Regions from separate parts of the Homo sapiens genome. Here region 2 is linked to region 1. Evidence: read pairs that join two places in POLR2A ChIA-PET (ENCODE). Cell type or tissue: HCT116. All regions are shown on one strand. Each heading gives the region's core, and the rest is flanking DNA. Links, peaks and the distances in the headings are about the cores only. Region 1 holds the start of ARHGAP29 (Rho GTPase activating protein 29). Region 2 overlaps ARHGAP29-AS1 (ARHGAP29 antisense RNA 1).

The links. ChIA-PET counts read pairs that join two places held together with the same protein. Peaks named below come from ENCODE experiments on the same cell type or tissue, not always from the same donor. Only the 100,000 strongest peaks of a DNase experiment are listed, where the experiment ranks them.
Region 2: POLR2A ChIA-PET joins it to region 1 with 22 read pairs; 14 of 35 experiments call an interaction of 5 or more read pairs at or near these places.

What each region holds. Positions count from the first base shown.
Region 1 is chr1:94,230,468-94,245,611 of GRCh38, reverse strand. It overlaps ARHGAP29 (Rho GTPase activating protein 29), which reads left to right and starts at 8,028. Exons shown (of 23, transcript NM_004815.4): 1 at 8,028-8,197; 2 at 13,969-14,205. The coding sequence starts at 14,001. RefSeq lists silencers at 7,825-8,054, 8,065-8,304. In HCT116, for the core only: a CTCF peak has its summit at 4,593 (motif pointing right); a DNase peak (open chromatin) is centred at 7,911; H3K4me3 peaks cover 4,442 bases; H3K27ac peaks cover 7,494 bases.
Region 2 is chr1:94,310,040-94,325,183 of GRCh38, reverse strand. All of the region lies in intron 2 of ARHGAP29-AS1 (ARHGAP29 antisense RNA 1), which reads right to left. It also overlaps a transcript of ARHGAP29 not described here. Among named protein-coding and RNA genes, the nearest start is that of ARHGAP29-AS1, 70 kb to the right of the region's middle. RefSeq lists an enhancer at 7,717-8,011. In HCT116, for the core only: no CTCF peak of the experiment used is centred there; no DNase peak of the experiment used is centred there; H3K27ac peaks cover 5,411 bases.

The DNA.
Region 1 (15,144 bases), core at 3,350-11,349:
AATGAAAGGCTTCTCGCAATTTCCCCCACACCTACACCACCACTGCATTCCTAGGCAACGAAATTCTTTTGTCATTTAAGATTAGGTTCATATTCTCTAGAATTTTATGTAAATGGAATCATACCAAAGATATACAGTGTGTGTGTGCCTGGCTTCTTTCATTTAGCTTAATGCTTTTGAGATTCATCTATGATTTTTTCCTATGTCATGGATATGTAATGTTAAATAGTATTCCATCGTAAGGCTGTACCACAGTTTGTTTATCTGTTGATGGAGTTTGGGTTGTTTTGTTTTTGACTATCATGAAAAAAATTGCTATGCATTTGTATACAAGTTTAGGGGTGAATATATGTTTTCATTTCTTTTGGATGCATACAAAAGGAGAATTACTGGGTTGTATGTTAAATGTACATTTCCTGTGTAAGAAACTGCCAGGCTGTTTCACAAAGTGATTGTATACCTTGTATGTAGAAGCATGTATTACAGTTACAGTTGCCCTACATCCTCACCAACACTTAGTATTTCAGTCTAGCTGAAATTAAAATTTCTTCTGACTATTCAGTGGTATCTCATAGAAGTTGAAATTTGCATTTCCCTGATACTAATGGTATTGAGCAATATTTCATGTGCTTATTGCCCAGTTGTGTATCTTCTTTTGTGCAGCATATGTTCACTTCATTACTCATTATTTTATTGGATTGTTGTTTTATTTTTATTGAATTGTAAGAGTTCCTGATATATTTGGTTACAAATTCTTTGTCAGATATTTTCTCCCAATTTGTGGCTTGTGTTTTATTTCAACACTGTCTCTCAAAGAGCAGAAGTTTTAAATTTTTTTGTTCAATTGTTTGTTGTTAGTGTATAGAAATAAAATTGATTATAGTGTATTAACTTTGTATTCTGTGACCTTGCTATATTCATTTATTAGATGTAGTAGCTTATAGGCTTCTTAAGATTTTTTTTTAAGTCCCCAACCCACCATCTCTGAGTATTTTACTTCTTTCTTTTTAAATGTGAATGCATTTTATTTCTTTCTCTTGTCTTACTGTACTGGCTAAGACCCTCAGTAACAATATTAATCCTGATCTTAAGGAGAAAACCTGTCGGTTTTTTTTGTAGATGCCCTTTATCAGATAGAAGAAATTATCTTCTATTCCTACGTTGTTGACTGTTTTAATCATGAATGGCCATGGAATTTTGTCAGATGCTTTTTCTGCATCTTTTGAGATGATCACATGGTTTTTTTCTAGTGAATGTTAAACTAAGCTTGCATTCCTTGGACAGACCCTTCTTGGGCATTATGTATTATCCTTTTTATATATTGTTGGATTTGACTTGCTAATACTGTGTTAAGAAATTTGTTTTTTGTGTGTGTTTTTGTTTTTTTTGTGTGTGGTTTTTTTTTTTGGTAATGTCTTTGTCTGGTTTTGGTATCAGGGTAATGCTGGCCTCATAGAATGAGTTGGGAAGTGTTCTTGTCTCCTGTATTTTCCAAGAGTTTGTATAGGATTATTTTATCTGGTTCAGTGAATTTTATCAGTGAAGCTCATGTAGATGTAGTTTTCTTTGTGGGAAATTTTAAATAATGAATTCAGTTATTTAATACATGTAGTGCTATTAACATTTTCTGTTTCTTGTGTCAGGGTTAGTAATCTGTGTCTTTCAAAGAATTTTTCCATTTCATCTGAGTTGTTAAGTTTATTGGCAAAGTTTTTTGTAACATTCCCTTGTATCCTTTTATCCTTGTGTCTGTAGGGTCTGTACTGATGTCGTTTCTTCCATTCATATTAGTGATTTGTGTTTTCTCTATTTCTCGATCAGCCTAGCTAGATATTTATCAATTTAATCTTTTCAAAGAACCAGCTTTTGGTTATATTGATTTTTTTCTGTTTTCTGTTTTCTAAATCACTGATTTCTGTTCTTATCATTATTTACTTCCTTCTGCTTACTTTGGGTATAATTTGCTCTTTGTTTTCTAGCTTCTTAAAGTGGAAGCTTAGATATTGACTTTAGACCCTTCTCTTTTACAATAAAGCATCTAAAACTGTGTATTTTATCTAACCATGACTTTTACTTTGTAATCTCCACATTTTGAAATGGGTTTTCATTTTCATTCAGTTCAAAATATATTAAAATTTCCCTTGTGGAAATTTGACCCATTGGTTATTTTAAAGTTATATTTTATAATTTACAAATATTTGGGGATTTCCTGACTATCTTTCTGTTACTAGTTTCAAATTTAATTTTGTTTTGATCAGAGGACATACACTGTGTGATTTCAGTCCTCTTAAGTTCATTGGGACTTCTTTTTATCCCATATATGGCCTATCTTATGAATATTCCATATACATTTGAAATGAATGCATATTCTGCTGTTTTTTGGTGGAATTTTCTGTAAATGTCTATCAGGTCAAGTTGATTGATAGTGCTATTCAAGTATTCTATGTCCTTAATGATCCTTAATGATTTTCTGTTATTCTATCAATTACTGAGAGAAGAGTGCTGAAATCTTAACTGTCATTGGGGATTTGTCTATTTTTTCCATACATTTCTCTCAGTTTTTTTCTCATACTCTGGACCTCTATTTTTGGTACAGATACCTTCAGGATTGTTGTCATTATGATGAAATGACTCACTTATCATTATGAAATGTTGCTTTTTATCCTTGGTAAAATTCTTTGATACCTATATTATAGAGCTACTTTGGCTTTCTTATGATTAATATTTGCATGGTGTGTCTTTTTCTGTTGTTTTACTTTCCATGTATCTGTGTCATTATATTTCAAGTCTGTGTTTTAATAGGAAAAATATAGTTGGGTCTTACTTTTTTACTCACTCTGAGAATCTCTGCCTTTTTATTGGGCTGTTTATATTATTTATATTTAATGTAATTATTGGTATGATTGGGTTTAAGTCTGTTACTTTGCTGTTTGTTTTTTTATTTGTTCCATTTGTTGTTTCCTTTTTCTTCTTGTCCTGCCTTTTTTTTTTTTTTGATTTTTTGAAATTCTATTTATGCCCACTATTGGCTTAATTAACTTTATCTCTGGAGATTTTAGTATATATTTTTAACTTACAGTATACCTTCAAATAGTATTACACTACTTTACCTATAATGTAAGAACCTTACTGTATACTTTCATTTCCTCCTCCTTTACGCTATTGTCATAGATTTTGCTTCTGTATATGTTATAAATGCCACAACATATTGTTACTACTTTGTTTTAAACATCAGCTTTTAAAAAAATTATAAAATGTGCCTGTTTTGAAGCTTTGTTGGGGTGTGGCTAGAGTATAGTTTTCACTAAAGCTAGGTTAGATGTACTATGAGGCATGCCCTGGGGTCTCCCTGGGGTGTTCAGTAGGTCTCTCTACTCTGGCTGATGAAAATGTGGAGTTCTTCCAGCCCTGTGGGAAACCTGGGAATCGTCCATCTATAGCTTTCTGGAAATTATTTGCCAATCCTTGTTGTGTTTTGCTGTATACATGTGCATCTTGGTGTTCAGCAAGATAATTAAGAAATTCCCTATGCAAATTTCTGGAGCTCTTTCTTTTTCTACATCCTTAGTCTCTGGTACTCTGTCCTACAGATTCTGGCAACTCCAATCTCCTGGAACCATGATCTCTGTCTCTTCAAGTTGTCAAGGGTGCTATGGTCAAGAATGTGACTTTAGGCAGAAAGTTGGGGTAATTGTGGGGCTTACCTCATTTGTTTATGATCCCATCTCTCAGAGATGACAGCCCTGAGCCCAGTGCGGTGTGTAGTTCGGTGTCTGAAAACAATATATATTTTGTCCATTTTTCTAGTTGTTTACTACAGGGAAGAGTATGTCTGTTTTTATTTATTCCTCCATTTGATTTTATATATATATATATAAATATATATTATATATAAATTATATATCATATATAATTACATATATAAATTATATATATCATATATAATTATATATATAAGATATATATATAATTATATATAAAATTACTATTTTTTGAGACGGAGTTTTGCTCTTGTTGCCCAAGCTGGAGTGCAGTGGTGTGATCTTGGCTCACTGCAACCTCTACCTCCCAGGTTCAAGCGATTCTACTGCCTTAGCCTCCCGAGTAGCTGGGATTACATGTGCACGCCACCACGCCCGGCTAATTTTTTGTATTTTTAGTAGAAATGGGGTTTCACCATATTAGCCAAGCTGGTCTCAAACTCCTGACCTCAGGTGATCCGCCCGCCTCGGCCTCCCAACGTGCTGGGATTACAGGCGTGAGCCACCGCACCTGGCTGCATTTGATATATCTTTTAAGGATAATCTAGAGATTTTTCTTTCCATCTTTTTTCCTGCAGTTTATTTGTTGAAGAAATCACGTTTATGCTATAAAATGGCCCACAGTCCAGATTTTTCTGGGTATATACTGTGGCATAATTTAACAAGTTCTTAGGTCTTATAGTTTTTTATAAAGTGGTAATTGGATATAGAACAGGGTGTTTCACCTTGACACTATTGACCTTTTGGGCAGGATAATTCTTTCTTGGGGATGAGGGTAGTCCTATGCATGTAGGAAGTTTAGCAGTATCCCTGTCCTCTGCCCACTAGATGTCAGTAGAATCCCCCTCCCCAGTTATGACAACAAAAAATGTCTCCAGATATTGTCAAATGTTTTTAGACCCATGTTCTGCTATGAAAAGTAGGCTACCTAAACTACAGAATTGTCTTCAGGAAGATGAAGTAAAATTAACAGTACTGGTAATGTCACCACTGCAGATAGAAAGAATACTAATCTGTGCAGTCTGGTACCACAAACATTTTGAAGAGAACACATGAGGAAGATTTGGGGAATATAAAAGTTAAGGCTGCACCGAATGGCTGACTTGAACAGTGTCATAGAGGATGTGAATTTCTGTTTGAGAAGGAAAAAATACTAGAGGCAATAGTAATATAAATGGTAAAAACACAAGTATTTAAAAAAAATTATATGTTGCTTCCAGAAATGTTTTTCTGCAACTTGTTGAAAAACTTAAGCTATTGGACTGCTATGGTAGATATACTGATGGTTTTACTCTTTTTTTCTGAACACTACAATTTTATTATAGACCAAGAATTTCGGACTTGCAGAAAGGTATTATTGCATCTATTAATGTGCTTTTCATATTTAAAGTGTATTTGTGTGATAAATTACTTCAAACAAAATCAAGTCAGGGGAGATTAATAAAATAACCCTTTTAAATTAAAAGTAAACTACCATTTTTGCAAATATTTCCAAATGTCATCATCCTCTGGATGAAGGATGGCAGATAATGTATTTTTTTAAAGGTTTAAGAGGAGGATTGAGATTGAGAGACTTCTCAAAATTTCCCTTAGACAACCTTACTTATAGTTTATTTAACCTTCTAAGTAACATTCCTCGATTCCCAAATAGCCAACTATTGTGACTCTGTGTCAGATCCTATGCACAGTAGTTGGTTGTTTTGGGATGGTTTAGGGGTAGTTCTGGTTTAGGGGGTGTTGAGAATAACCCAGAGCAGCTATGAGGGACAGACTTTGCTTCCTTGAGCTCCCTGAGAGTTGTCCAACCCCACTCTCCTTGGCCTTCAGAATTCTTTCTTCATCCCCCACTGATGTCCTTCAGTTTTGAGTCATCACTGGGTGAGTGTCCATGGTGCATCATTCTCCAGTGGGGTTTGAAGGAGTCTTTGTTTTTTAGGTGTCTTCAGTACTGCTTGTCATATTAGTACTGTTAGGTTTGAGGTGTAATGGAAAAAATTTTAAAAATTAAGTCTGAAAAATAATTGTGGAAGCAGGTAATCAAGGAGCCTTGGATTCTTATGTTTGTATTTTTAAGGTAAAACCTCAGAGCCTAATTGGCTTCATTTCCCCCAGAACTGTTTGCATGTGAGAAATGACCCTCTTTCCTTTCTCTATCGGTGGGTAGTCTCTATCACCTCTGTTTGTCTCTTTTATCTTCCTTATCTCTCTCCATCTCATTTTCTTTCTCTGCTTCCCCTTATCTCTGCATATTTCTTTCTTCTTTCCCTCTTGTCTTTCTTTCTCCTTTATTGTTGTCTCTCTTTCCTTCTCACATATTTGTCTCTCCCTTTGTCTCTCTTTCCCTGCTTTTCTCTCCTCCTTGTGAGCTCCTTTCTCTTTGTCACACCCCCACCTCCATCCATACACCCTCTCTCTCCATCAGGAACTTGTTCATGATTTTGTCAGTGATGCTTCCAGTTCCATTTTAGTCAGCAACACAGTCCTCTTTATTAAGGGAAATGGTGTATAAGTGCAAAATAATATATTTTAAAATAGACTTAAGAGGGTGTTTGAGGTTGAGGGACTTCCTCAAAAATTTCCTTCCAAAAACCTTACTTATGATTGAATCGTAGTTGCACTGTTCAGCCTCCCCTTGGCCTGGGGACTCCTTTGTCTCCTCTTATTAGTTTGCTTCAGTTCAGGCATCATTGGCTTCCATGGTGAGAGTCCTTGGCGCATTTTTCTTTTTCAGCACGATTAGAAGGAATTTTGGTTTTTGAGGTTTCCTATTTGTGGCAGGACCTTGTTACTATTATTTTGGGGATTTGAGGGGAAAATCTGTGTAAGTTGAGTCCAAAAAATCCAGTATGGTGCCAAAGTAACCAAGGAGCTGAGTTTTCTTATTTATCTTTTCTAAGTAGCACCTGAGGAGCCAAATTTGTTGTATTTTCTTAGCATTGTTTTTCCTGTAAGGGTTCAAAGATATGTCTATGTAAGATGTCCCTCTTCTCTTTCTTTGTCAATGAGTTTTTCTCTTGCCCCGCTACCCTACTTTTGGTTCTGTCATGCTCACTTACTTTTCTGTTTGTTAAGTGGGTAGTCTCTCCTTTTATTTTTCTTCCTTATTTTCTCTTTTTGCCTTCACTTATTTCTGCCTTCCTTGGTTTTCTTCCCTTTTCCTGTGTCTGCACCTCATTTTCTTTCCAGTTTTCCTCAGCACATTCTCCTGTGTCTTTTTCTGTTTCTCCCGTGTGTGGTCATTTTTCTCGCAGACCCCAGCGCTACCCACAGTCTCCCTCCCTGTGTTTTTTCCTCTGTTTCTCTATGAGTTCTTTCTGAATGTTCCAGCACTGAGGTAAGTGCCATCGCTTGTTCCAGCGAGTGGTGTGATATAGGGACTATGTGCTTTCTAGCCCTGCTTGCTATAATTATTCCATCTTTCTCAGACTTTTTTTTTTCTTCTCATTATGAAGTGAGTTTGAAAGTGCAGCTAAGAAAGAAAGGACCGGGCACAGTGGCTCATGCTTGTAATCCCAGTACTTTGGGAGGCTGAGGCGGGTGGATCACCTGAGGTCGGGAGGTCGGGAATTCGAGACCAGCTTGGCCAACATAGCGAAACCCTGCCTCTACTAAAAATACTAAAATTAGCTTGGCGTGGTAATGGGTGCCTATAATCGCAGCTACTCAGGTGGCTGAGGTGGGAGAATCAATTGAGCCCGGGAGGCGGAGGTTGCAGTGAGCCGAGATCACGCCATTAGACTCGTCTGGGCGACAGAGCGAGACTCCGTCTCCAAAAAAAAAAAAAAAAAAAAAAAAAATACAGATAGGCCTAAGTGGAAACTATTACCCTCCATAGAGGGCAGAGGGGCAGAGTAGATGGCTGGTTTTGAGGTAGTTCATTCTTCATTCAGACGTGTGGCGCCCTTCCCCAGGCCCTAACCCCTGGAAGAGGGAGGAAAAAGGCGATCCACAGAAGTGTCTCATAAGAAATGTAGCTGCTCATCTGGCCATTAGCCGCATCTAGTCCTCAGGTGACTTTTCTCTGAGTCGCTCTGCCTGTCCCCTGCAAGCCAAAAGGGCAGCCGACGCAGCCCGTGATGCTGGGACAGCGTCCGGCCGCGCGCAACTGACGGTCGCGTTCTGCGCGCGAGCTAGTTGCCTCCCGTACCTGCCGCGGTCGCCGGCCCCGCCCCCGGGAGCGCGGGCCAATGGGCTGGGCTCCAGGGGGCGGGGCTGGCGGGCGGGCGGTGCGGCCGTGGCGGTAGCTGCAGGGGCGGTGGCGGCTGCAGTGGTGGTGGTGCCTGTGGCTGTGGCTGCGGCTGCGGCTGCGGCTGAGATTTGGCCGGGCGTCCGCAGGCCGTGGGGGATGGGGGCAGCGAGCTCCAGCCCTCGGCGGTGGCGGCGGCCGTAGGTGTGGGGCGGGCGTCCGCGTCCGGCACGCGAGATGGAGCGCCGTGGTGAGTGTGAGGAGGTGGCGCTTGCTCCGGCCGCGGCGGTCGTGGCTCCGGGCTGGGGTTGCCCGCGCGAGCGCCCGCGAATTGCCGTCCAGGGTCCGGGAGGCCCGCGGGGCGGCCCCGAGTGGAAGCGGTGGCAGGCTGCGCTAGGGACGGGTGTCCTCGAGCCAGGACTGGAGTCCACGGGAAGGGTCCGGCCGGGGCTAGGGGCGCGCCCGGCGAGGGAGGCGCGGACGAGCTGGGGAGGACGCCAGCGGTGGCCGGGAGCAGACGGTGACGATCGTAATTAAAGTTAGCACACAGCGCGTACAACGGGTCCGCCTGCTGTTCTGAAGCCTTTGCACATTTTAACTCTTTTAATGTTCAGAACACTCCATGATTGTTCGACTCGGTTCACACGGGGAAACCGAGGTTAAAAACCTGCCCAAGCACACAGACTAGTGGTTGGCAGCGTCAGGACCTAAACCCAGGCGCTTTTGCTCCGGAATCCGTGCTCCTGATCACTATGGGTCTGTGTTCTTGCCTGGATTCTATTCCCGCTCCCACCTGCCCTGACTGCAGCCCTCACTCCAGTTGGGCTCTCATTCCTGAGATATTTTAGGATTTCCGTGGTGCATTTTCTCCTGGTCTGTGTTTTTTGGGTTTCGTTGAGAGTTTTCCTCAGTCTCAGAGGTTTGTCCCAGTTCAATTGTGGACGTGTTTTGGGGTTTGACAGTTTTAATTAAAAAAAAAAATTTTTTGGGGGGCGGGTGAGCTGGAGTTGGACGTTTCAAGGTGGAACCCTCGTGACTGACGAGCCTCTTGTCTCTATGTTTATCTTTTTAAAACTTTCTCAGAGGGTATTGGCCCCAAATGTTTTCGGAGGGCAGGATATTACCTGCTAATGGCAGGAGCTGAGCTCTCCTTCCCTTCTCTCCATCTGTCTCTGTGACTGTATCTCTTGTCTATAGTTTATCTTTTGTCCGTCGTTACCACCGTCGGCTGTCCATTTTGGTTGCTCCATTCTTCCCTCTTTGTTTAAATTCTTGGATGAGGAACTTGCTCTTTGGCAAAGAGTAGTTTTGGCTGGTCAAAGGAGAGTACTGCCTGCCAGGAATGCTAGACATTCTGGAGGGGTGGGATGCTGGGCAGCTTCCTCTTTTTAAAGCGTGCTAGGTTCAAACTGTACAGAAATGAAGTGCATGTGTATTGCATGCCTTCCTTTAAAAATTGTTTGCATAGTATTGATAAAACTCTTTCTCACATGTCCCTATTCTGTTTTTGTGGAGAGTGCTTTTTAAAACCATAAAGATTTAATCATCGTTTTAGGATGAGCTCATCTAATCTTTTTAGCATCTCAAAGTAGATTCTTGCCAAATCTGAAATTGTGCTGAAATAGCAGATTTCTGAAATATCTGGCAATTTTTCCTCAAGAAGAAATGGTAGAATGGGAAATAGTAAGTATAGATGTTTGGGGGCAGTTTTACACTTCAATTAGAGAGCCTAAAATGAAACTACTGCCGTAATGTGCATTTGGCAGGGGGCATGCGTGGGGCAGCGGACATTTGATTGACACAGGCTCCTGCAGTCGTGGGGGATAGGAAGTTTGTGTCTACATTTCTAATGCACACAACACTTAGATTTACAACATACAATGGAAGTGGTTTTGCACGGTAATTTTCTACTTGCTAGAGAATTCTTTGAGAAGTGGATAATACATGTTTTTAATATTGTTGGTTTGAAGTTGAAAGAGATGCACCAGAATTAGTGTGTCAAAAATATTTTGCACAAGTCTATTTGCACAGTTCAAATTTCACTTGGAAGCTTTTTAGTAGGTTTCCACAGAGTCAGTTAAGTTTCTACAATTGTTTCCAGTCCTGTATTTCTTGCTCACAATCCACTTATGTATTGTAGTGAAGCCACATCTTGTTCAAAAACAATTTCCCACAATAAAGCACTGCTAGTAATAATGACTTTTCTTTATGGTTCATCTTTATGATGAACCAGGCACTCTGCTAAGTACTTTGCATGCGTCATTACCTAATTAAGTTGCCAGTTGCAGTCTGTTAGTAACTAAGTTTTATGTTACTTCCAACAAGAGAATATTCATTTTCGCGCATGAGAAAGTAGTGTATATGATCTTGGAAAGTGTGTATTGTTCCAGCTTCTCATTATCATAGTTCATTTATGAAAGCTTGGGTTAAGTTTGTTATTTTAAACGTTTTTTCAATTGTAATGTTTCCTTTTTTTACTCTGGAATATGAAAAGTAGTAATATATAACAAAATCAGCACATTAATCATTATAATGCTGGCTAGAGATAGGGTATAATCCTTTTTTATAAGAGGAAAAGAGTTCCTCTTCTCCTTGCCATGTGTTTGATGTTGTTGTTGCTGTGTTTGTTTTTTGCAGATTTTTTAAGTCTTGTCTAAAAATGTTCCAGCAGTTTTGAAACACTTTGAAAGTTTGGGTTACTATTTTACATGTAGTTACTTAAAGTAAATTATTTCTGCTAAAATAGGTAAATTGTTTTAATGTCTTTAATTTTTGTAACCATCTTTACCAGTGACAGTGACCAATTCTCTAATTTACCAAGTTTAAAAGCTGTCATAACTAAACAGAATGACGTTATTAAGTAAACTGCAAGAGTGATGTTTGGTTAGGCTAATAGGCATTTTGGTTAGTGATTTGTAAAAGAGCTGCCCAAAAAAGACACTTTGAATTTTTGTTTTGTTTTTGTTGATGGGAAGGAAGACTTAGATATAATAATAATGCTCAAAAATTGCCCTAGATTCATTTTAGAAATGATGTATGCATATAAGGATTAATGTTAGATAGGTTTGAAACTAGTTTAAATGTAGAAGTTAGATTCTCAGAAATAATTTGAGATTGACAAAAGGACAGTGAATAAACAAACTTTAAAAATTATAAAGTGTGGTCCCCAGTTTAATAATCAGGAGGAGCAATAATAGAAATCCAACTTTGATTTCAGTTTTATGTAATCTTCCCTCAGCTTCATATACTTTTCTTTTTGAAACATACCATTTTAGAGAGTTTTTTAAAAATTTATATTTTCACTTCAAAACATTGCAACAACCCAGAGTTATTTTTGTTTCTATAAAAATTAATTGAAACTTTATAAGTTTATAAGCCTATCTGCAGATAGTTCTAAGTAGTTCATTCCTCATACGCCAAGCATTGTGCTATGATCAGAGAACACATGGTTAGCAAATAGACATACATGGTCTTGATTTCCATGAGATTATACTCTAGCTAGGAAGACATGATCTATTTGAACTGTGGTATGAGCAGTGATGAAAAGTAGAGGATACTATGGAACATCTCACAGGAGATTCTACTCTGGTTTGATGGTAGTGGTTTTGCTGGGGGATGGGGATGGTCCAGGAACGTTTCTTTGAGGAGGTAAGCTTTGAGCTGAGATCAGAGTGAGTAAACAAAGGAGAAGGAATATTCCAGGCAAATAGAATTACATATAGACAGGACCCTGAGCTGAACAGTTGGTGTTTTTCAAACTGTAGGGTCATGACCTATTATGTGTATGAAACCAAGTTGGTGAGTTGCACCCAGCATTTTTAAAAATGAAATGGGATGGAATTTTTAAAAACTCACATACATCCCATGGAGCCTTACCCAGAAGCATGCCACACACAAACATAATACACTTAACATGTATTATTATGTAAAATTATTTCCTGGTGAGAGTCATCGTAAACAAATACTGTTGGAAGAATGAGAAGGAGGTGTGTGTGGCAGGAGTGTTGAGAGCCAGCAGGTGTGTCTCCATATGACATTGCACAGGTAGGTAGGAGCCAGATCTCATGTTGAGCCTTGTAGAGCATGATAGCTTCTCACTTATACTTTGGAAGGGTTTTCAGTAGAGAAATGACATTATGAGATTTATGTTTGAAATGTTCACTCACTACATTTGTGATGAGACAAGAATGGATGCAGATAGATCATTAGGAAAGTAGTATAGTAGCTCAGAAAAGAAATGATGGTAATTCACTAGTGTGGTAGCAGTAGAGAGAAGTGGGTTGATTAGAGAACCCTGTAGATCAGAAAGAAAAATGAACTATGGAGTTGGGTGAGATATAGGAAGGAGTAAATGATACAATAATGTATCTTACATATGACTAGAAACGGATATTACATAAAACTTCCTAGTGGGCCAGGCATGGTGGCTCATGCTTGTAATCCCAGCATTTAGCTAGGCTGAGGTAGGAGGATCACTTGAGCCCAGGAGTTTGAGACCAACCTGGGCAACATAGTGAAACTGTATCTCTACAAAAAAAAAATTTTTTTTTTAGCTAGCTAGGTGTGGTGTTGTGCCCCTGGAGTCCCAGCTACATGGGTGGCTTTGGCGGGCAGATGGCCCGAGCCCAGGAGTTTGAGGCTGCAGTGAGCTATAATCACACCACTGCACTCCAACCTGGGTGATAGCGTGAGACCCAGACTCAACCCTTCCCCCCTCCAAAAAAAAAAAAAACCAAAAAACTTTCTACTGTAAATTTTATAGAAGTCCTTAGTCATCTACCATTTTTAAAGTAGCCAAATATTCAAGACAAAATACTTGAAAAAAAGTGTTAATAATAAAGTGTGAGTTAATTTAATTCCTCCGGTTATTTCCTTTTTGATTTCCAGAGATACAAACAAGATTAGAACTTTTAACTCTGGAAAGGTAAAATGAGGGTGAAGAAGAAAATAACTATGATTTTCTTGAGTTCCAGCTATGTGCCAGTATTAGGTGTTTTAACATATGAAGTCTTCTAATTTTGTGATCCCTTTTCATCCTCACACAAGCCTGTAAATAAATTGTACTGGTCACATATCTAGAAAATACTAGAGCCAGGATTCAAATCTAAATTCTTCTCATACCAAAAGATTACCTTTTTACTACCATCCTGAGATTATCAAAAATATTGCTCTGATGATCACACGTGTTTATTTAACCAGTCAGAGTATGTCAGATTAGTGGGCACCCTTGTAACTTATTTTCAACAAAGAAATATCCTTGATGAGACTTGGTAATCCAGGATGTGTTGTGTGTGTGTGTCTGTGTATATGTATGTATATGCATTATTAGGAAAAACTAACTGTAATTGAACTTCTATGTTCTCGACACTTCTGTATCATCGCGTCATGTAATCCCTACAATCTCATGAGATAGGTGTTGTCAGGATGTTACTCCCATTTTATAAATGAGCATACTGAAGTAAAGAGATGAATAGATCATACAATAAGTGACAGAGGAGGATTTTAAGAACAGGTATTTCTTTTTTCAAAGCCCATATCTCATCTTTATTTTTGAAGGTGATGTCATGGAAGGAGAATATGACCTTCTACTAAGTGATGTTTCAGAACAACTTTTACAATTAAATAAAATTCTATACCCTAGGAATCAAGAGGAAGTTATTAAGAGCATGGATTTTGGCATCAAGGCAGATACAGGTTTAAGTCCTAGTTCATTATCAGTTGAGAGCTTAAGGCAAATTTTTAACCTCTAAACCTCAGGTTCCTCATTTGTGAAATGTAAAGAACAGTAGTTTGCATGTCAGAGTTGTCGGAATTACTGGTATTTAATAAATGGAAACTGCTATTATCAATAATACAGTGATTGATTATTGATTTTTGATTTTTAAAAATTTAAAAATAGGATACCAAGGTGAGCTGTGGGCTGTTTGTGAAAATCTAGTGTAATATTTCCCTGGCTGATTTAGTTTTTGTGTTTCTTTCTCTCTCCTCGCTTGTTTTTGTTTTGTTTCTTGCCCCCTTAAGGATTTCAGTTTTTCTGACTGTTACATGAAAGGATGATTGCTCACAAACAGAAAAAGACAAAGAAAAAACGTGCTTGGGCATCAGGTCAACTCTCTACTGATATTACAACTTCTGAAATGGGGCTCAAGTCCTTAAGTTCCAACTCTATTTTTGATCCGGATTACATCAAGGAGTTGGTGAATGATATCAGGAAGTTCTCCCACATGTTACTATATTTGAAAGAAGCCATATTTTCAGGTTTGTCACTTTTCTATTAGCATTCTTGCTGGATAGTTTGTAAAATTTTAAATGCTGGCCTAGCAGATAAGTTTGTACACAGTGGTAGGAACAGGGTATTCTGCTTTAGTTATTTTAGTGCTTTTTTCCCCAAATCTTTGATGGTTACAGTGTAAACTATTTTATAATCAGATAATAGTGTAATACCTAATAGAAACTTCAGTGTGAGGGAATAAGAATACAAAAAAGAAAAATATCTTTGATTCCTGTGGTTGGGTCCATTTGACGTAGGAAAATTTGACATCATTGGAATTTTAACCTTTCTGTTAATGGTAACACAGTGCATTGATTGGTCTTAAATAAGCTGACTAATGTTTATAATTTACATTGTTGACACTGTTACCTAAATTCACCTTTCCACATTTTAGATGAAGTTTTGGTATCTAAAATGACTGCATTTTTTTTTTTTAACAAAAATCAGACTTAATTCTGTTTTGCTGATCTGTAACATCTTGAATTAAGGGCTAATCACAGAATTCTGTCTAGTTAGAAATGAATAATGGAGCATGAGACTCTGTTCCTCTAAAGTAAAAGATTGTATATCTCTGACTTGTTCTTAGTACCTGTCTTTCAATGTTTAGTGCCTCTTAGGTCTAAATTTGATGGCAAGGATAATAAATAGTTACAAAAACAGCTCCTATTCTTCTATGATAAATGGCAGTTTCATTTCCATATTCATAATGGTATGTCTAGATATAAAAATGAAGATTCTCAGTGTTATTTATATGAGACCTCTTGGGGCTTTATAGAAATTTGTAAGATTTCAATAAATATTTCTATGTATATATATAAGTTAAATACTTATTTTCTGATGGACATTTTGAAAAACCAAAATTGTATCTTGTGCTTGTACTAAATTTAAGAGTTAATTTCTAATCTGTTATTTTCAGGTTGAAATGC
Region 2 (15,144 bases), core at 4,877-12,876, 78 kb before region 1:
TCTTTCTTTCTTTCTTTTCTTTCTTTTTTTCTTTCTTCCTTCCTTCCCTTTCCTTTCCTTTTTCTTTTATTTCTTTTATTTTTTTTCAAGATGGAGGCTCACTCTGTCTCCCAGGCTCGAGTGCAGTGGTGGTGATCACAGCTCACTGCAGCCTTGACCTCTTGGGTTCAAGCAATCCTCCTGCCTCAGTCTCCTGGGTAGTTGGGACCACAGGCATGAGCCACCATGCCCAGCTAATTTTTACACTTTTTAAAGAGAAAGGGTCTCCCTATGTTGCCCAGGCTGGTTTTAAATTCCCGAGTTCAAGCAAGCCTCCCACCTCGGCCTCCTGAAGTGCTGGCATTACAAATGGAAGCCACAACACTTGGCCTTCTTTTAGATATTTTAGATATTTTAAACTTTATCTGTGCATCAAGTCAGATACTTAAAAAACTTCATTTGTGAACTGCATCATGTCATTCCCTCAGAGAACTGAATTTTAAAGGACCTCACTTTGTCATTAGGCCCTAGGTTAAAGGCTCCTGGAGTGATACCATAAGAAACAGCTATTGGAAACTCATCTGCTTTAAGTGTCATTCATGACATCAGTGTCCCTTTTGAGGACATATGGGAGAAACGTCTTTCAGGTCTTAAGGCTCCTGAGACCGTGGTATGTATGTTATAAAACACTGTGAATCCTATAACTTGTCTGTTTTCTTCATTGCTCAGAGCCAAATGTGTGATCCCCCTCCAGAAAAGACTTGAGTCTTTACAGTTGGAATTTCCGTGTCGTGAGTGGTGAGTGGTTTTATTTCTTGTTTCACTTTACTGCCTTGCTTGTATTTTTCTCTTTGCTCTAATTAATTTCTTTTGTTTCAATCATATTGCATGATTTTTATGTTACCTAAAATGCATGTCAAATGAGGTGGTGATTTGAAATCGTTAAATCATCCTTATGGCATTTCCTGAGCAAATAGCAATAAAAATATACCTTTGGAGTGTAAGGGAGGAAAAATTTCTCACTCATTGCTGGGTTCATGGCTGAGGCATCTATAACAAAAGACAGATTAAAAAAAGAAAAGCATATAAATGTATTTAATATGTAAGTTTTATATGGCATAGCTTCGGAAATGAAGATCCAAAGAGACAGAGAAACCTGTGGGTTTTTATGCTAAGTTTGATGAATAAGTGGATGATTGTGGAGATGATTAGACAAAACTGTATGATCTAATGCTAATAAACTAGGGGGAACTTAGCAAGGCTTGTTTGTTCAGATTCTTCTCTGTGTCTCTGTGTCTTCAAAGACAGGGACGTTCCTTCCCCCTGGCTACAGGGTGGGCACCTCTGGAAAGAAGGTTTTATGACCTGCTTCTAAGAGAAAGGCAAGGGGAAGGTGAGAGTAACCTTCCTGCCTCTGGGGTTTTCTGAAGTGCCAAGGTGCCATATTTTGGGGTAGTGTGTCCTGAACCCTACAAGGGGATACTCCCAAAAGTATAAATAATTCGGGGAAAAAGTTAGGATGTTTTAATTATCCCAGATAATTGGGAATTTGATATACAGTGACATCTTAACGAACAAACTCTCAGGACAAATCTAGTTTTAATTAATTTGACTGAGTTGCAGAATAAATTGAAGGACATGCTGATCTCAGACAGGAAGGCACCGTCACTGGTGGGAAATGTTCCTTGAAAAGGGCTCGTCTGGGCCAAGGACTGAAACCAAGGCCTGCTTCATTGGAAAAAGTGAAGGAAGGAGGGAATTCATTCCCCGTAACACAATTTAATGCTTCACTCCCCCTTTAACAAATCTTGTTTATAGTATTATTATGCTTAAATTTAAGTAAGCCATAACATAATCATTCTATCCATCCTTGATAATGGAGCTTATTTATGAAGATAAAGTCTACCAAATACCTTCAACAATGTGCCCAGCACTGGGGATAAATCAATGAGTCAGAATCCCTGTCCTCAACACCCGCTTTGAGCCCTTTTCTTTGTTCATTCATTCAAACAGTATTTATTAAGTATCTGAAGGGAGGGCTATGACTGTGGCAGGGCATCTAAGTTATAATGGATGAGGGGCAGCAAAAAAAAGCCCACCAGAGGAGGTGGCATTTAGATTGAGGTCGGAAGGATGAGGAGTTGGTCAAGAGACAGGGAAGGAAAATACAGTCCTGAGGATGAAACAATGTGTGTGAAGCCTGGAGGTGGGGAGGAGACTGCAGGGGCTGCTGGAGATCCGTGTGGGAGGGCCACAGGGTGAGAGGGTGCTGGGTGAGGTCATGATATGGAAGGCATTTCCTCTTCTCCCAAATGGTCTCATGGCCACACCTTTCACCTCCTCCAAGCCTTTGCTCCACCCACGTTCTCAACGAGGCCTCCTCTGTCCCTCCCGTCCCAATTGCAACACCCCCTTGCTCCAATTAGTTTCCATTGCATCTATCACCTTCTAACACAGAAATAATATGTTATTTATTCATTATCTTTCTTGTTTGTCTCCCCCACCTCACTCCTACCTCCCTCTAAGCTTCGGTGAGGCAGAAAGTTTTGTCTGCTTTGTTTACTGACATATCCCCAACATCTAGAACAGGGCCTGGCATTCCGGCTCTGTTCTTCAGGGCCAGGTCTTCAATCAATAGCCGTTGAATGGAATTGAATTGAAAGTTGATGAATGTTTTAAGCAAGGATGTGGCCTTATCTTATTTAAATTTTTTGAAGGTAACTCGAGATCCTGAGCAAAAACAATGCTTTAAATCCAAAAGACACTTTTCTGAATTGCTCTGTATCAACTCTGGAATCTAAAACCAAGGCTTGGCTAGCCAGATGTTAAGCTTCTTCCTAACCTTTCTTTCCAAGTTACCCGAGTAGAGAGAGGGAAAGGCACAACATGGTTATCGTGGAGGCTTTAGGCACAGGGGTGAGAGCCCCAGAAAGAATGCCAACCACCCTATGCAGTCAAGTCAAGCCAGAAGCATGGACTGTGTGCATGCCTACCAACAAAGCCCAAAATAACTAGGATCAATTAAATGGCGGGTACAGAAGTGTGTTTGTGTCTTGATTCTCCTCCCTGTTGGGGCTTGCTACTGCCCTGAGGAAAAAACTGTTTACTTTTCATATCAGGTTTAAACAATTTTTATTTTTAGGCTTCACTCAAAAGTAAAGCAATTTGTACTGGATAATTCATTTTAAAGAAGTCTGTTGAGAGAAATTGCCTCAGGATGGGGCGCTCAGATCTCATTAAGAGGAGATTTATTGGTTAGCACAGGCTTAGAAAAGGTTGATTCATTCATTCAACAAATATTTATTGAACATTTTCTGTGTGCAAAGCCTTGCTGGAAAGTTAAGCGTGCAGTCCTTTTACAGATTCCTTATAAAGCTTACCTTCCAGTTGGGGAAATAACATATGTGCACAAGAAGTTAAATAGAGAGGCAACAATGAAAATGTGCCCCAAGGCAGCCTGTGATTAAATGCGAAACAGGTGGTGGAGACCAGAAGCACTGTAGAATCACTCCCAAATGCCAGTCTGAACAGTTTTCAGTACCTCAGACAGTCATACAATTTTTTTTAAAAATGATTTTTTTCCTAAAGCTAAGTGAATTACATTTGAAGAACCAACAGTTATTCTGATATTATGCCTTTTATGCTTTTTGATTAGTAAATGTCTTTTTTAAAATAAGATACTGTGATGGTGGTAGTTGTTTTTTAAGTTCTTATTTGGCAGAATAAAAAATTGACAATCAGATGTTGTACTTTATTATTTTGTTTTTGTTTTTTGAGACAGAGTTTTGCTCTTGTTGCCCAGGCTGGAGTGCAATGGTGCAATCTCAGCTCACTGCAACCTCCGCCTCCCAGGTTCAAGTGATTCTCCTGCCTCAGCCTCCCGAGTAGCTGGGATTACAGGCATATGCCACCACGCCCAGCTAATTTTGTATTATTAGTAGAGACGAGGTTTCTCCATGTTGGCCAGGCTGGCCTCGAACTCCCAATCTCAGGTGATTTGCCTGCCTCGGCCTCCCTGTACTTTATTATTGTTTTTAAAAGTCTTACTAGTCCACTTCAACCCCTCTCAAGCTAGAAACTACTGCTATTGAGGCAAACAGGATTGCAGCCAGGAGGGGCTCGTGGACTGGCATAGTAAACTGGGTGGGTTTTTCATGGTCAGAATGGAGGCAGATAGACATCCTAGATTAAGTAAGTCACAGCACATTTTTGTGGAGTTGAATTCAATCAGATTTTACGTGTAGCAGAGCCACAGATGTGATGATGGGGACAGCGGGTAGGAGTCGGTGAAGAGCACCCCCTGCAAAGGGCATGCGCAGATGACTCTTGAGAAATCAGGTTGAAAGCTGGGGAAGATCGTGGAAAGCCTTGAATATCCAAGTAAGGACATAGACTTTGGAGATATGGACAGAATTTTATTTTATTTTTTCAATTTTTTCCTTGAATTCTGAAATATGTCCTGATGGTCAGCATTTTTATGAATAGTTTTAAAGCAGACCAGTGATATGAAAAAATAGTATTTTTTTATTTTTTATTTTTATTTTTTGAAACAGAGTCTAGCTGTGTTGCCCAGGCTGGAGTGCAATGGCACGATCTTGGCTCACTGCAACCTCCGCCTCCCAGGCTCAAGCCATTCTCCTTCCTCAGCCTCCCAAGTAGCTGGGATTACAGGCACCCGCCACCACACCTGGCTAATTTTTGTATTTTTAGTAGAGATGGGGTTTCACCGTGTTGATAAGGCTGGTCTCGAACTCCTGACCTCAGATAATCCACCCACCTTGGCCTCCCAAAGTTCTGGGATTAGAGACGTGAGCCACCACGCCCAGCTGAAAGAATAGTATTTTTAAAAGATTAAACTCAATGTCAACTATGGACTTCTGGAGATAATGATGTATCAATGTAGGTTCATTGACTGAAACAAATATACTGATGTGGGATGCTGATAATCAGAGAGGCTGTGTGTGTGTCTGGGGACACGAGACACACAGGAACTCTTTGTACTTTCTGCTCAATATTGCTGTGAATCTAAAACTGCTCAAAAAATAAAACCTATTGTAAAAAGGATTAATCTGGCAGCTGAGTGCCAAATGGATAGGGGGTGGGGCAGATCGAGAATATAAAGTCACAAGATACAAAATTAGGTACAAGCATCTGTCCTGGAGCTTGAGATTTGTTAGCTACATGACAAATCCACTTTTAGCAGGGAGCGACTCTAAAGGCAGGGAACCCCGCCAGGAAGCAATTGTAATGTCCCAGGCCCAAAATAAGCAGGGCATTGAACAAAGTATCAGCAAAGAAAATGGAAAACAGAGAATGAGTATGGGCATGAATAGGAAGGAAATCCCATGGTACTTGGTGATTAATGAAGTCTGAGGGAAGCGAAGGGTGGGCAGAGTGACCCTGGGGTTTGACCAGCTGGGTGATAACTGCACTGCAGTCAGAAATAGGGAAATCAAGACAGAAAACTCTGGGCAGTGGGGGAGGGGGACACAAAACTGGGGAGGGGTTGTCTTTGGGTTAATGGCAGCACCTCTCTGAGGAGGTGGGAGTCAGTGAGCAGCATTTCCTAAGTGCCAGGCACAGTGCGTATCCCCAGCATCTGTGTGGAAGCCAGGGGTGGGAATGACTTTTTAAAGCGGAGAACCTGAATCTAAAGAAAGCAGCATCCTCAATAGGAGGATATTTTCAGTCCTATGACGTTTTCAGTTCTGTTCTCCTATTGGCTCCAAGAAATCTTAGAGGAATAGAAAACTGTATTATTTGCTCCAAGAGTCAGAATAAAGACAGGAAGCGGTGGTTGCTGGTCACCTTTTCCAGGAGTGGCCCAGAGGATGTTTACAGGAAAGATTCCTTTCTGCCCTTTGACTTGTAGGACTGTCAGACTAGAAATAGGGACTCTAATGCAGAAGTTGAGCAGATTCAGAGAACAGTTGAAACGGGAGTGGAACTCCCCAAGAGACAAAGCACCCTTGCACATCCTTCAAAAAGAAAGAGAAAGAAACTGTGGAGGGGGCGAGGAGAATCTTCCTTAACATAGGATGACATCTCTGTTCCTTTCTCCTCTTTGGCCTTGCCCTTTTCATTTTCCCCTTTCCCAAACTTCCTTCTATCTTACCAAACAAAAATATGAAGTGAGTATTATAGGGACAGGAAAAAACCTGTAAAATAAATGTTTTCCCCAAATCACAGGTTATTTTTAAAGACCAGCCAATCATGCAATTGTTGCTATTACAGTTACATCAGGTGAAATTGTAGTATTTACCAAGACCACACCTAATTTTTTTTCTTTTTTCTAAGACAGGATCTTGGTCCATCACCCAGGCTGGAATACAGTGGTGCAATTATAGTTCACTGCGGCCTCAAATTCCTGCACTCAACAGATCCTCCCACCTCAGCCTCGCAACTGGCTGGGACTACAGGGATGCACCACCACACCTGGCTAATTTTTAACTCTTTCGTAGGAATGAGGTCTTGCTGTGTTGCCCAGGCTGGTCTCGAACTCTGGGGGTCAAGAGATCCTCCCATCTCGGCCTTCCAAAGTGTTGGGATTACAGGCACGCACCACCACACCTGGCTACATGCCTAATTTAACATGAGCTAGAGTTAGGTTTGGCCATCCCTAGTGTTCAGTGGAGTTGTAGAGTTAGTCTCAAATGCCAGAGTGAAAGTCCTTGCCTATCACTCCCTCATGGGGTAACCATGGTGGAGCTGCCCAATTTCCTCATCTCAGAAGTGAATATAATAGCTTCTACCTCATAGGGTTGTTGTGAGAATTGCATGAGGAAACCATGGAAAGGAATTCATAGAGTACTTAGAAAGGCAGTAAGTACAGGGACAGATTTGGGTTTCATGGGACTTGAAGACTACACAACTTCGGAAGCCCTCTTTAATGAAAAGAAGATAAATCTTACTTTTGCAAGTTTTATATGAATATGTGACTATGTGAACACATTGCTCAGGTCCTCCCCTCGCCCGCACACAAGGTCTAGAAAAAGGCTTATTAAAGTGAGACATCCTGAAGCTTAAGCGTCACCAGCTTCAAGTTCAACCCACCTCTGAATAAATGCTTCAAATAAATATTAGTCCTTGCTGTTATTTATTTATTTAAAAAATGTTTATGGAGCACTTACTATGTGCCAGGCTGTGAGCTTGCAGCTAGAAGTTGGGAGTGTTGCACATCTGGAAATTCTATGCCCTAGCTAAGGGAAGGTCACTAAATATCAAAGCAAACCAAACTCCTTATCTAAAGAATGTGGTTTGATTTGACAAAACATCCCAAAGCTAATAAATGGCTGCAAAGCACTTTGCAGACCTCTTTAACAGAAACATTGCACCAATGGAATAGATGAGCTATTTGTAGTTATTATTTTATTTTTCCATTAAAAAAATGTGATAAAATAGATCCAACATAAAATGTACTATCAACCATTTTTAAGTGTACAGTTCAGTGTTATTAAGTACATTTATATTGTTGTGCAACCATCATTACATTCATCTCCAGAACTCTTTCTTTTATTTTTTGAGACTCGCTCTGTCACCTGGGCTGGGAGTGCAGTGGCAACATCATAGCTCACTGCGTCCTCAAACACCAGGGCTCAAACAATCCTCCCACTTTAGCCTCCCTAATAGCAGGGACTACAGGCATGTATCAGCAAGCCTGGCTAATTTTTGTTTTTTTGTTTTTTTGTTTTTTTTGTAGAGATGAGGTCTTGCCATGTTGCCCAGGCTGGTCTTAAACTCCCGGGCTAAAACAACCCGCCCACCTCGGCTTCCCAAAGTGCTGGGATTACAGGCCTGAGTCACCGTGCCTAGCCAGAACTCTCTTTATCTGACAAAGCTGAAATTCTGTTCCTGTTAAACAATAACTTCCATTCCTCCCTCCCTCAAGCTGACAGCAAACCACCATTCTACTTTCTGGCTCTGTGATTTTGACTACTTAGAGTAGACAAATACTCTAAGTATAGTATTTATATCTTAGATCTGTAAGTATCCACTCATAGAGTACCTCATAAAAGTAGAATCATACAGAATTTGTCTTTTGGTGATTGGCTTATTTGACTTAGTATAATGTCCCAGAATTCATTTTTGTTGAAGCAAATGTCAGAATTTCCTTCCTTTTTAAGACTGAATCGCATAGTTCATTGTATGTATATACCACACTTGGCTTATCCATTCATCCATCCATGAACATTTGGGTTGCTTTCACATTCTAGCTATTGTGAGTAATGCTGTTATGAACATGGGTGTTCAGTAGATGTTACTTTTATGTTGCTTTAGAACATCTGTGTCTTTATGATCACTGATTAGAATGTACTTGGACTATCGCTTTCCTCTGCTCACATATAAATTAAATAAAGCAGTCAAATACCGACAAACCAGTCATCAAACTTAAGTTTGGAGAAGTCAAGTGGGTCAGTGGAGCTTTGAACTAAGACTTAGAAGATTTGGGTTCTGGTCCCAGCAATGCAGTCAGTGTTGGCTAACTATGTAATATGGTGGCAAATGATTTCATCTTGCTGGGCCTCAGTTTCTTCACCTGTCCTGTGAGTGATTTGGACTAGGGTTTCCTTTTTAGGATGATCAGCTCAACTTGGCCTCCCAAATCAAAGAAAATCCTGTGTCCTTGGAAACCCCTCAATCCCAAGAAAACCAGGATGATTGGTCACCCTACCTTTCAGCAAATACTCAAAATTTGACACCAGATTTCAAAGAAATGTACTACATTAAATGAAATCAGGCTATTTATCTCTTCCCCACCCCCCAGGAAACATCAAAAGGGAATTCAGCAGCCTAGTCAGACTAGGACAAAATTCCAGATGTGTAATTTTTAACAGGCTTTTTGGGAAACTGCTGATTTTAGATCCTGTTAAGAAGTCATCCCCCACAAATATTCTGGTTAGGGAGGTTTGTATGTTAACGATTAGACAAGAGCTGTTAAAATTTCAGCTGAGCAACTTAAAATATTTCTTACTTTTAATAACTAGTTTGGCTTCTCATGGAACTAACTGTAAAACAGGTAGGATTTTTTTTCCCCCTCAAAGTGCACGCTTCTATGTCACAGAGGGAAAACAACAACAATAAACCAACTAAATAAAACTAAGGTTGACTCTGTCTGATCTGCAACTGAAAGGAAAGGTCAGCCTGGAATATGCTGAAACTCCCCTAGTCTTATACAGGAATGTGCTGATATGCCTGCCTGAAACCCCAAATAAGCCCCCTTTCCTGGAAAGATGATCCAGCCAGATTCCAGCAACCTTCAGCAAACAGGCAGGGCTGGTGTGAATGAAGTCAAGGAAGATTCAGGGGGCTGGGTGCAGTGGCTCATGCCTGTAATCCCAGAGAGCCAGTGTGGGAGGATCAATTGAGCCCAGGATTTCAAGATCAACCTGACAACATAGTGAGGCCTTGTCTCTACAAAAAATTAAAAATTAACTGGATGTGGTGATGTGCACCTGTAGTCCCAGCTACTTGGGAGGCTGAGGTGAGAAGACGGCTTGAGCTCAGGAGGTCAATGCTGCAGTGAGCCATGATTGTACCACTAGACCCCAGCCTGGGCAACAGAGCAAGAACCTGTCAAAAAAAAAAAAAAAAGATTCAGGAACTGTTAATTTCTATATATGAAAAAGTGGCCTGATTTATTTGGACAAAAGAAGCACTTCAGCTTAATTATTTTGGTTGCATATTTGTAGATTATTTGAGGCTATAAGCCTGGGTCTATGGGCAGTTACAGTGCATTACTGATTTGATTGGATCTTGAGAGAGGGCCTAAAAACAATCACAGGCCTACAAGTACGACTTTCTCCTTACAGACACAGACATGAAAAGACAATTGCCTATACCAATTATTATTATGATTATTATTATTATTTGAGACAGGGTCTTGCTCTGTTGCCTAGGTTGGAGTGGAGTGGTGCTATCTCAGTTCACTGCAACCTCCACCTCCTGGGTTCAAGAGATTCTCGTACCTCAGCCTCCTGAGTAGCTGGGATTACAGGTACCTGCCACCACACCAGGCTAATTTTTATATTTTTAGTACAGGCAGAGTTTTGCCATGTTGGCCAGGGTGGTCTTGAACTCCTAACCTCAAGGGATCTGCCGACCTTGGCCTCCCAAAGTGCTGGGATTACAGGTGTAAGCCACCATGCCCAGCCCTATATCAATTATTATCTTCTATAGACAATGGTTTAGTGACCCCTTTTTATGGTCTATCATAATAAAATCTCTATTTATAGATCAGATGATATTTTATAAAACCTATCCACACATGTATCACCCAAACCTCATACATTAAGATAATGCATGTAAGGTGAGATATTATTCTCCTTGTTTTATAAATGCAGAAATAGAAGCCTAGAGAAGTTAAGAGTCTTGACCCCAGACACAAAATGGGTAAGTAGCTCAAGCCTAGGTCTTCTGAATAAAAATCAGGAGACTTCACCAACATGCAAAGCAAAATGTATTGTGCTTTTTAAATATTACTCCTAGCATTTTTGCAATCTTTCTCATGCTATCATCTTAGATAATGATTAACAGGCATTTAGAGAGAGTGTTAAAGTAAAAAAACTGTTTGGCAACACACAGGTTTAAAGGGCTAGCAAGAGAAAGAGGAGCCAGCAAAGGGGTCTGTCTGAGTGGTGGTCAGAGAATGGGTGGAGGACTTGGTCAACTCAGTGCTGCCTCTTAAGCCGAGGGAAAGGAGAGAGAAAACTTCATCTGTAAGTGTTATAAATGAGAAAGACCTGTGGGTTCTTTGTTCAGGGAGCTACTGATGACTTCAGGGAGCACAATCCCCCAGAATCATGGAGTCTTGGGTTCAGTTAACCCCAATACTTATTCATGTCCCTGATGCCCGCCCAGATGGTCACTGCTTGCCTAATGCAATGACTCTGAGAGGCAGCTTTCTGAAGCAGCCTTGTGCTTTTGAACAACTTTGACTCCCTGGAAGTTCATTCTTAAACCAAGTGGCTGCTATGTTTTAAATGATACTGTTGTAAGTGTTAGGGATCAGAGTAGTAAACAAAGTGTTCAAACTTGCTGCCTTCAAAAAGTTACCTTCCAGTGGGGAGATTTATTTTATTTTATTATACTTTAAGTTCTAGGGTACATGTGCACAACGTGCAGGTTTATTACATATGTATACATGTGCCACGTTGGTTTGCTGCACCCATTAACTCGTCATTTACATTAGGTATTTCTCATAATGCTATCCCTCCCCAAGCTCCCCACCCCCCGACAGGCCCTGGGGTGTGATGTTCCCCACCCTGTGTCCAAGTGTTCTCATTGTTCAAGTCCCACCTATGAGTGAGAACACGTAGTGTTTGGTTTTCTGTTCTTGTGGTAGTTTGTTGAGAATGATGGTTTCCAGCTTCATCCATGTCCCTGCAAAGACATGAACTCATCTTTTTTTAAGGCTGCATAATATTCCATGGTATATATGTGCCACAGTTTCTTAATCCAGTCTATCACTGATAGACATTTGGGTTGGTTCCAAGTCTTTGCTATTGTGAATAGTGCCGCAATAAACATATGTGTGCATATGTCTTTATAGCAGCATGATTTATAATTCTTTGGGTATATACCCAGTAATGGGATGGCTGGGTCAAATGGTATTTCTAGTTCTAGATCCTTGTACCACACTGTCTTCCACAATGGTTGAACTAATTTACACTCCCACCAACAGTGTAAAAGCGCTCCTATTTCTCCACATCCTCTCCAGCATCTGTTGTTTCCTGACTTCTTAATGATCGCCATTCTAACTGGCATGAGATGGGGGGAGATACACTTTAAACAATAATAGGGTTAATATCAAATAGGAACAAGTATTTTGAAGAAAAACAAAGCAGGGGTGATTGTGGGGAGAAAGAGGGTCTTGTTTCTTAGTCAGGGAAGTTTTCTCTGAGATGATGCCATTATGGAAGATGCCCTAATGAGAGGAAGAAGCAAGCCATGTGGATGGATAACTAGGGGGAAGAGCATCTCGGGCAGAGAGTACAAAGGCCTTGGGGCAAGGAGCAGCAGGAGGAAGAGAAAAGGAAGGAGATTTTCCAAAGCAACTAGAAGAGTGAAGTTGTCATTTACTGAGATGGGAAAGTCTATAGGTTTAGGGGCAAAGATCAGAAGTTCAAGTTTTGACACATGGGTTTCACACACTCATTAGACATCCAGGAAGATGTGTTGAGAAGGTGATTGAGATCTGTCTGGGGTACAGGGAAGGGGCCCATACTGGAATTTTAATGTTTATGACTTAGCACATAGCTGGTACATAAAGCCACAGACCAAATGAGATATGGCTGAAGAAAGGATGAGGTCTGAGGCTGGAGCCCTAGGCACTCTCCCATTCAGAATTCAGGAAGCTGCAGCACCCAGCAAAGGAGATTGAGAAGGGGTAGTCACTGAGATTGAAGTACCTATAGGGAAGGATGACTCAGAAACTGATGAAGCAGACTTTAAAGAAGAAGACGGGGCCAGGCAGGACCAGGGTGTGGTGGCTCACACCTGTAATCCCAGCACTTTGGGAGGCTGAGGTGGATGGATCACTTAAGGCCAGGAGTTCGAGAGCAGCCTGGCCAACATGGTGAAACCCTGTCTGTACTAAAAATACAAACATTAGCTGGGTGTGGTGGCACACACCTGTAATCCTAGGTACTTGAGAGGCTGAGGCAGGAGAATCACTTAAACCTGGGAGGCAGAGGTTGCAGTGAGCCAAGATCACACCATTGCACTCCAGCCTGAGCAACAGAGTGAGACTCTGTCTTCAAAAAAAAAAAAAAGAAGGAGGGGGGACATCTCTGTTCATTCTTCTTAAGTTTGTTCTGAACCTAAAACCACTCAAAAAAAAAAAAAAAAAAACAAATAAAAATGAAGAAGAAGGAGGAAGGCCGGATCAGATTTGTACAATGCTAATAGGTCAAGTAAAATGAGAACCAAGAGCTGGTCACTGGATTTGGCAATGTGGAGTTCATTGATTATCCTGACAATGGAGTTAGGGGGATGTGGAAGGATGGGGAGGAAAGCCTGACTGGAATATAGTCAAGAGAAAATGAAGGAAGAGTTGGTGAAGACAGCAAATATAACAACTTTTTCAAGGAATTTTGCCACAATGAGAATCAGAAAAATGAAGCAGCAACTGGAAGAGGATATGTAGGAGAAAGGTGTTGTTTGTTTGTTAAGGGTGGGAGATATCACAGTACATTTGTATGTTTATCTGAATAATCCAGTAGAAAGAGAGAAACTGATGCAGAAGAGGGGATGATGGTAAGAGCAAGGTCATTGCATGGCGGAAGAAGAGACACAGGGCCCAGGTGAGGGCTGGCCTTGGAGAAGAACATAGTTACAGAAGGAGCCTTGCATTGTTAATAGGAGGGCAGACAGCATATGAGGATACAGATGTGGACATTTAGTGGACTTAGTGGTACATATGCGGAAGCTGTCTTACTATGCTTTTATTTTTTCAGGAAAATAAGAAGCAAACCCAAGAGTTAAAAGCAAGAGGGCTTGAGAAGAGAGAAGAATCAGTGAAATAATCTCTTGACTGGAAGAGTGAGTTGACTGAGGAAATCAGCTGGAATTGCCAGGCAGCACGAAGGGTTTGAGATCACTTAAAATTTGATGTTATTGTTGGGTCTTTAAGATTAAGCACCAAACTCCAGACCCCATTTTTCTCTTACCCCTCAAACATGGTCTTCTTTAAGACATAATAACATCATTATTTTATTTGATCTGACAAGCATTTGTGTTGCACCTATCCAAGCCTCTGGTGCAGAGGTGCAGTCGAGGGCACGTTCTCTCCAGGGACAGACTGGTTGGTGGGTAGAGACAAGAGAGAAAGAGAGAGAGAGGGAGAGAAGAAAAGGTTGATTCCATTGGGAGTTTTGCCTTCATCCTCCATGAACAGAGGGAAATCAATGCTCATCGAAGGCAGCAAGCTCCCTTTAGAAGGAAAGACATTAATAGCTGGGAAATGTGGCTTAGATTTGACCTTTCACTTACTGAATACCAGAATTAGACAGGCTTACCCATCCAGACCCAAGCTTCAGTGAACCCTCCCAGACCTCTCCAAGAGAGGCTTCTCTGAAACTAACAGCATGGAGGAAATAGGTCAGGAAATGAGTGGCTCCTTGTAGGCGCTTGTTGCCAAGAGGAGAGAGGCAAGGAAGGTGTCCCCATCTGGTGCAGGCTCAGTTCTCCTTCCAAAGCCACTAATCAGGTATGTTATTCCATCTGGCAGGAGTGCAGTAGAGAAGGGCAAGTGGGAGAGTAGAAGGAAGCCAGGAGTGTGACACTAGTTCATGTCCCCACATGGAAGAAAACAGCAGGCATGGGGAAGAAAGATTCCCTTTCATGAATTGAAAGTGAGGTCTTGGACCCTAGATGGCTGCCCTGTCCCATGCCTGGGCCTTTGACTCCCCCTCTCCTGCCCCCCTTTATCACTGAAGCAAGCACCAAATAGGTGAGAGAGTGAGAAATTTGAGGGTATAAACACAACATTGATTACCATGTTGGCCTTTGAAATCTGAGCTAACCAACGAAGAAAGTGAGATAGCAAAAAGGAAGTAGGATTAATCAATTGGAGGCTCAACTGAGGTCAAAGAGCGGTTGACTCAGAGGTTTTAAAAGGATTGTGCTGGAAAGATCACAGCCTTTCACATATTTGAAAATTACTATGATGGTCCTCTTGAGTCTTTTTGCTTGGATTAAACATACTCAGTTCCTTTAGTGGTCCTCATAGGGAAATGTTTCCAGTATATTTGTAAAGAGCATGTTTGCTTTCTACTGAGCACGCTCCGGCATGTGCCTTTGAAAGGGTGGCACCTGGACACTACTACATGGCTTCATCCAGCTGGGGGTAGGCATGGAGTGCCCATCTTCCCGGGCCGTAGAAGCCCTTCTTCACCTGGGACAGGAAGCTGAGGATCTCCTTCCTCTTCACTGTTTCCCCACCCTACGAACTCAGCTTGAGCTCTTTGTCTACTACAACCCCTGTATCTGTTTTGCCCAGGTATTGCTGCCAGGTGAGGACTCCACCACCCCATACTCGGGCAGTTGTGGCAGTTTTCTGGGGACCTCATGTGTACCGATATTAAATAGCAAGGATTCGAGGACTGATTTATCTGTGGGTCATTTGAACTCTTACTAAAATTCTTAATGACATTTTTGTTCATTTCT